Linked DNA regions of Mus musculus: region 1 is linked to region 2. A link is a loop called in an ENCODE intact Hi-C map of the cell type or tissue named here. Cell type or tissue: left cerebral cortex. All regions are shown on one strand. Links, peaks and the distances in the headings refer to the core of each region. The heading gives the core; the rest is flanking DNA.

Evidence for each region. Peaks named below come from ENCODE experiments on the same cell type or tissue, not always from the same donor. Only the 100,000 strongest peaks of a DNase experiment are listed, where the experiment ranks them.
Region 1: a loop joins it to region 2, with 5 times the contacts of the local background. A loop is called at or near these places in 30 of 42 quality-filtered maps.

The regions. Positions count from the first base shown.
Region 1 is chr13:55,419,832-55,422,727 of GRCm38, reverse strand. It overlaps F12 (coagulation factor XII (Hageman factor)), which reads left to right. Exons shown (of 14, transcript NM_021489.3): 3 at 1-55; 4 at 252-322; 5 at 651-761; 6 at 844-975; 7 at 1,099-1,203; 8 at 1,320-1,485; 9 at 1,581-1,753; 10 at 1,857-2,079; 11 at 2,245-2,381; 12 at 2,468-2,611. Among named protein-coding and RNA genes, the nearest start is that of F12, 5.5 kb to the left of the region's middle. In left cerebral cortex, for the core only: a CTCF peak has its summit at 1,426; a DNase peak (open chromatin) is centred at 1,372; H3K4me3 peaks cover 727 bases.
Region 2 is chr13:55,470,257-55,473,152 of GRCm38, reverse strand. It overlaps Prr7 (proline rich 7 (synaptic)), which reads right to left. Exons shown (of 3, transcript NM_001030296.4): 2 at 717-1,365; 3 at 1-560. The coding sequence starts at 1,128. The coding sequence ends at 163. Among named protein-coding and RNA genes, the nearest start is that of Mir6944, 6.1 kb to the left of the region's middle. In left cerebral cortex, for the core only: CTCF peaks have their summits at 1,379 and 1,592 (motif pointing right); DNase peaks (open chromatin) are centred at 774, 1,622, 1,885, 2,593 and 1 more place; H3K4me3 peaks cover 1,835 bases; H3K27ac peaks cover 2,500 bases.

The DNA.
Region 1 (2,896 bases), core at 284-2,783, 51 kb after region 2:
ACCGTCAGCTACACCACAAATGCATCCACAAAAGGCGGCCAGGCTCCCGCCCCTGGTAAGACATTTTCTAATAGGGGTTGGGGGAGGGGGCTGGATGAAATGGACTCTGTCTAGCTATCTAAGCATCGTGTTTGGTCAAAAGGTGTGTGTGTGTGTGTGTGTGTGTGTGTGTGTGTGTTTGTGTGTGTGTGTGAAGCAAGGCTAGCCTAGCCAGCCTCAGGCACTGCAGGGAAACCTCATCTATCCCCCAGGTGTGCTACCACCCCCAACTTTGATGAAGATCAGCAATGGGGATACTGCTTGGAGCCCAAGAAAGTGAAAGGTATGTATGGCATGCAGGCCCCGGGTGGCTCAAGGCTGTGTGTGTCTTGCTGCTCACTCCGTTCCCACACACCTACTCACCTACTAAGCATCATCAGATGCCAAACACTTGGGATTCTGGGCCCCGCCCTTTTCCTTCTCTTACAGCATTCTTTCAAAAGTCAGAGGAAGAATTCTGGGGAAAGAGGCCACCATTGTCCAGATGAGCTTGAGGGTCTAGAAGCTTGGGGTTCTATGGTTTGATGACAAGCAGGTGCAGGCAGGGTATTGGTCCCTACATATGTCCTTCCGACTCCGGAAGTGCTTCGCTCTTGTTATCTACCTCTCAGACCATTGCAGCAAACACAACCCGTGCCACAAAGGAGGGACATGTATCAACACCCCCAATGGGCCACACTGTCTCTGCCCTGAACACCTCACTGGGAAACATTGCCAGAAAGGTAAGAGGAACTGCCTCCCAGCAAGATGTCCCTGGAGACCCGGTGCTTTGCCATGGTCCCATTGACTTCCTTGTGTCCCCAGAGAAATGCTTTGAGCCTCAGCTTCTCAAGTTCTTCCACGAGAATGAGCTATGGTTTAGAACGGGGCCAGGAGGTGTGGCCAGGTGCGAGTGCAAAGGTTCTGAGGCTCACTGCAAGCCGGTGGCCAGCCAGGGTAAGTGGGTGTGCAGGGACTGTGGGGAGGAGGGCAGAGAGTCAGGAACCCCTGGTAGAAGGCTGGGTGCAATGATGTACACAGGTAAGGCTCAGTTTGCACCTCTCCCCACCCCACCCCCAGCCTGCAGCATCAATCCGTGCCTTAATGGGGGCAGCTGCCTCCTCGTGGAGGACCACCCACTGTGCCGTTGCCCTACAGGCTACACTGGATATTTTTGCGACTTGGGTGAGTAAGACCCCGTGTGGAAAGGCTTGCGGAGGTGGATAGAGAGAATGGAAGTGAACCAGAGGGCTCCAACAGACTCATCCGCCGACTGCAGGGAGCCATCTCTCTTTCTCTAGACCTTTGGGCGACCTGCTATGAAGGCAGGGGGCTCAGCTACCGGGGCCAGGCTGGAACTACGCAATCGGGTGCGCCATGTCAGCGGTGGACCGTGGAGGCCACCTACCGGAACATGACTGAGAAGCAAGCGCTAAGCTGGGGCCTGGGCCACCACGCATTTTGCCGGTTCGCGAGAAGGGACCGGGCAGGGGAACTTGCTTTCTCTTAGGGTCCTCGAGGGCCTCCCCACGTTCTAACAGTGCTCCCTCTTGAGATTGCAGGAACCCAGATAATGACACACGTCCATGGTGCTTCGTCTGGAGTGGCGACAGGCTGAGCTGGGACTATTGCGGCCTGGAGCAGTGCCAGACGCCAACGTTTGCACCTCTAGTTGTCCCTGAGAGTCAGGAGGAGTCCCCGTCCCAGGCACCATCTCTGTCCCATGCACCAAATGGTTAGGCAGAGGAGGGGGTCCCGGCGCAGAGGACATGGGTCTCTCTTATTCCTGGCAGCCCGTGCCAGGTATCCATGGCCTCAGCCAGTCTCTCCTTCCACAGACTCGACCGATCATCAGACTTCTCTGTCCAAGACCAACACGATGGGCTGCGGACAGAGGTTCCGCAAGGGACTGTCCTCGTTCATGCGCGTGGTGGGCGGACTAGTGGCTCTGCCTGGGTCGCACCCCTACATCGCTGCACTGTACTGGGGTAACAACTTCTGCGCGGGCAGTCTCATCGCCCCCTGTTGGGTGCTGACCGCGGCTCACTGCCTGCAGAATCGGCAAGTGCCACCCTCGGTGACCCCCTAGACCGCTCCTACCGTACCCGCACCCTACTCTTTCCCTGCCCGCCATTCTTGAGCTCCCTCGAGGGGTTGGAAACTAAGGCACCCCCAGAGCATTTGTAGCCGGTCTGAGCCTGCTGCCTGTCCCCCACCCGACTGCAGGCCAGCGCCCGAGGAACTGACAGTGGTACTTGGTCAAGATCGCCACAACCAGAGCTGCGAGTGGTGCCAGACTCTGGCTGTGCGCTCCTACCGCCTTCACGAGGGCTTCTCCTCCATCACCTACCAGCACGACTTGGGTGGGGTGGCCCTACAGGGATAGGGAGAAAGGATGGCGGAGGGCTGGGGCCCTATGTCGCCATCTAACCTTTGCCTCTCGGGGTAGCTCTGCTGCGCCTGCAGGAAAGCAAAACCAACAGTTGCGCGATCCTGTCACCTCACGTTCAGCCTGTGTGTCTACCCAGCGGCGCGGCCCCACCCTCTGAGACAGTGCTCTGCGAGGTGGCCGGCTGGGGTCACCAGTTCGAGGGTAGGCACAACTGTTGGGCGCTGGTTGGAGACTTTTGGTTATCTAGGAGCGCAGTTGGTACGCCCCGATGAATCTGGGGGACAAGTTTCACTGACATGACAGTTGTAAAAAACGCACAGAGCCCTTGTCTCTGTAGCGTGACTTTCCCAGATTCTAGAATTCTCTGTCGAGATTCCAGAGCCCCTTGAGGTTTGTTCTAGTTTTTTGCCTTCTATTGTGGCGTTAAACACCATGACCAAATCCAGCTTAGGCAGGAAAGGTTTTATTTGGCTTCCGAGGTTGCAG
Region 2 (2,896 bases), core at 149-2,648:
CCAAAGCAGATCACACACCTTTATTATCCTCAAAATGTAACAAACAGGGTAAGAAATCCCTCCCTCCCCCCCACCCCTCCCTGCAGTCCAAGGGAAGCATTTAAAAAGCCTCGCAGTCAGGCTAGGAGTTCGCCCGTGGGGCTCGGGACGCCGGGCGCCCCTCTATACGGCTGTAGTCCTCCCGAACAAGGGGATGGAGACCGGCAGACGCCAAGCTCCGTGCTCCAGGGGCTCTCGGCTGCTGAGCTCTGAGTCGGTCCAGCTGGGGAAAACCCGGCGGCTGCGTTCCGCCTGCAGACAGAGGGCAGGGCAGGGTGCGGCGGGCCGCGGGGCGCTGGGAAGATGCAGCGCCGAAGTATAGCCCCGGTCCAGGAAGAGAGGCTTGTAACTCGGAGGCGGCTGCTCCTGCTTCTCCGCGCTGTCGCGGCGGCTCAGAAAGGGCGTGACGATCTTGCGGTAGAGGCCGCGAGTGTCCGTGAGCACCTCGCTGTAGGGAGGCGGCGGCTCGGCCATCAGCACCGCCTCCTCGTAGCACGGCGGCTTAGACATGTCCGATTCCGCTGCGGAACGGGAAGCGGGCTGGTGAGGATGAAGCCGCCGGCCCGGGGCAGAAGCCTCGCCCAGCCACCACCACCCCAGCCCGCTTCTCCCGGTGCTAAGGGTGGGGCGCCTCCGGCATGGGCAGGGAGCGCTCGCCTGCCGAAACGCAGCCTTACCTTGGCGCGGATAGCTCCAGGGCCGGGGCGGCACGGCGAGGTGCGGCGGCGGTGGGTGCGGCAGTGCGTGATGGTGTGGGTGCGGGTGCGCGTGCGGCGGCGCCGGCCCGTGGTGCAGCAGCGGGTGCACGTGCACGTGCGAGTGCGCGTGCACAGGCGCCTCCAGACGGCTGCGGTGCGGTGGCGGCGGCGGCGCCAGGCCGGGAGGACTTCCAGCCAGGCTGCCCTCAAGCTCGAGGGGCTCCAGCTCCAGGGCACGCAAGTTCTGCTCCCTTAGTCGCTCCTCCTGGCGCCGTTTGAGGCGGCGGCGCAGGAAGCTGCAGAAGCAGCAGAGCAGGACGATGAGACCCCAGATGAGCCAGAAGCCGGCGAAGCAAGTGAGGAACGTGTAGGTGCCCTGGGACATCACCATGGCTGCGGCACAAGCGGCAGGTCCTCGGCGGCTCTACTGGACGCTGGGCTCCTCGGCGTGGCCCCGGGGCCGCGCCACGCTCCCAGGTGCCGCCAGTGTCACTCGGGGACCTGCGGCCGGGGGCTGCCTGCGGCGGGGCTCAATAGGCGCACATGCCGGCGAGGGGCAACTGTGGTTCCCGCTCCTTCCCATGGCGCCGGCCGGCGCGGGCCTGCTTCACCCGGGGCCGCGAGCGACCTGCGGGGCAGACACAGGGCTCAGCGAGGCTCGCCAGGGTCCTTGGTGACTCCCGGCCTGCATCCGCGTCCCGCGCAGGGCCGGGGATGCCTCCTCGGTGGGAACCCCCGCACTCCCCGGGGGCCGGGTGACGTCACCCAGGGATGACGTCACGCCCCGAGGTTTCCCCGATAGGGTTTCCCCCGAATCGGGACCCGGCGACCGCGTGCTGACGCGACCCAAGAGAGGCCAGTAGGGGGCGCGCGGAGTCCGCCCGCGACCCCAGGGTCCAGCTTCGAGGTGGTTTCGGAAGCTGTGACTGCCAGGACGCTGGAGTAGTCTTGGCGCGGTGTTTTGGGGGCGAGGGAAAGGGCAGTGCACCTCCAGGAGGCCCACCAGCAGTCCGCTTGGAGCCCAGTTTCTGCCCTGCACTGCTTCCAACTATTAGCCACGCCTGAAAGAGATTGGCGAGTGGCTGCCACTGCATGCCACCAGCCCGGTCTTTGTCTGTTCCCAACACCGTGTGCTGGGCGTGGGCCAGGCCGGCTTTCCTTCCTCTAGGCGCCTCTGCCAGCCGGATTCTAGCCCCAACTCGACTTCCCACACCACCTACTCATGCGCAAACCCCACTTGGCTGCACCTCTCTTACTTCCAACCCAACCCCCTTCCTTCCACTAATCCCTTTCCCTCTTTGTAAAGTGGGGTAGAAAATTAGATTTGTCTTTCAGACCCACCTAGCCCTACAGTCAGGACAAACCCTGGTCTCTGGGTCCACCTCCTATCACAGCAGGGGGCGACATCTCTGCATGGGTGGGGGGCTACAGGGGTTGGTGGGAGAGAAGTCTGGAGCCCTGACTGCTTAATTAAGGCCAAGCAACAGACGGGTCACCATCCCCACAGAACAGAGATGGGCCTTTCTCGAATACCTTCTACCAGCAACTTACACAACCCTGTGGGTAACAGTGTCTTTCTAACTCACAGCTGGGAGCTGGAAGAGCAGTTAACTGCACAGACCGCAGCTCTAATTTGAACCTAGGTCTAGTCACCAAGCGCTGGCCCACTGAACTTGTGAGAAGGAAGGTTTTCCAGGAGCTTCAAGGAAATGCCTGGCCTTGGCGCACCCACACTCACTCAGCTTTGGTGCCCGAAATCAGCTTAAGACTCGGGCTGAAAGGGTGCCAGGCCTTGGCCACCCCATCTCCCCAGATGGCTCCTGTCTGACTCTCTGGCTGCCTTCAGCCATGTGTCACTTGGTGCCCGTGCCAGTCCTATCCTCCTGGGCCTGCGTTCCAGAGCAGACAAGGGTAGGAACAATAGCTCTGCCCGCCCCCTTGACAACCCCACCACGAGGCTGCCATGGTGATGCAGCCCAGATAAAAACACGATGCTGCCAGTCACTGGGAGTTAATTAAATCTGTTGTTCTCTTTCCTTGAGCCCTCAGGAACAGGAATGTTCTGAAGAAATAGGCACAAGCTAGAGGTTTCAAGCAAAAGGGCAGAAACAGTTCCGGGTTAAAGAAGGAATTTCTGTGGCTGGAGTTAATGATGCTTG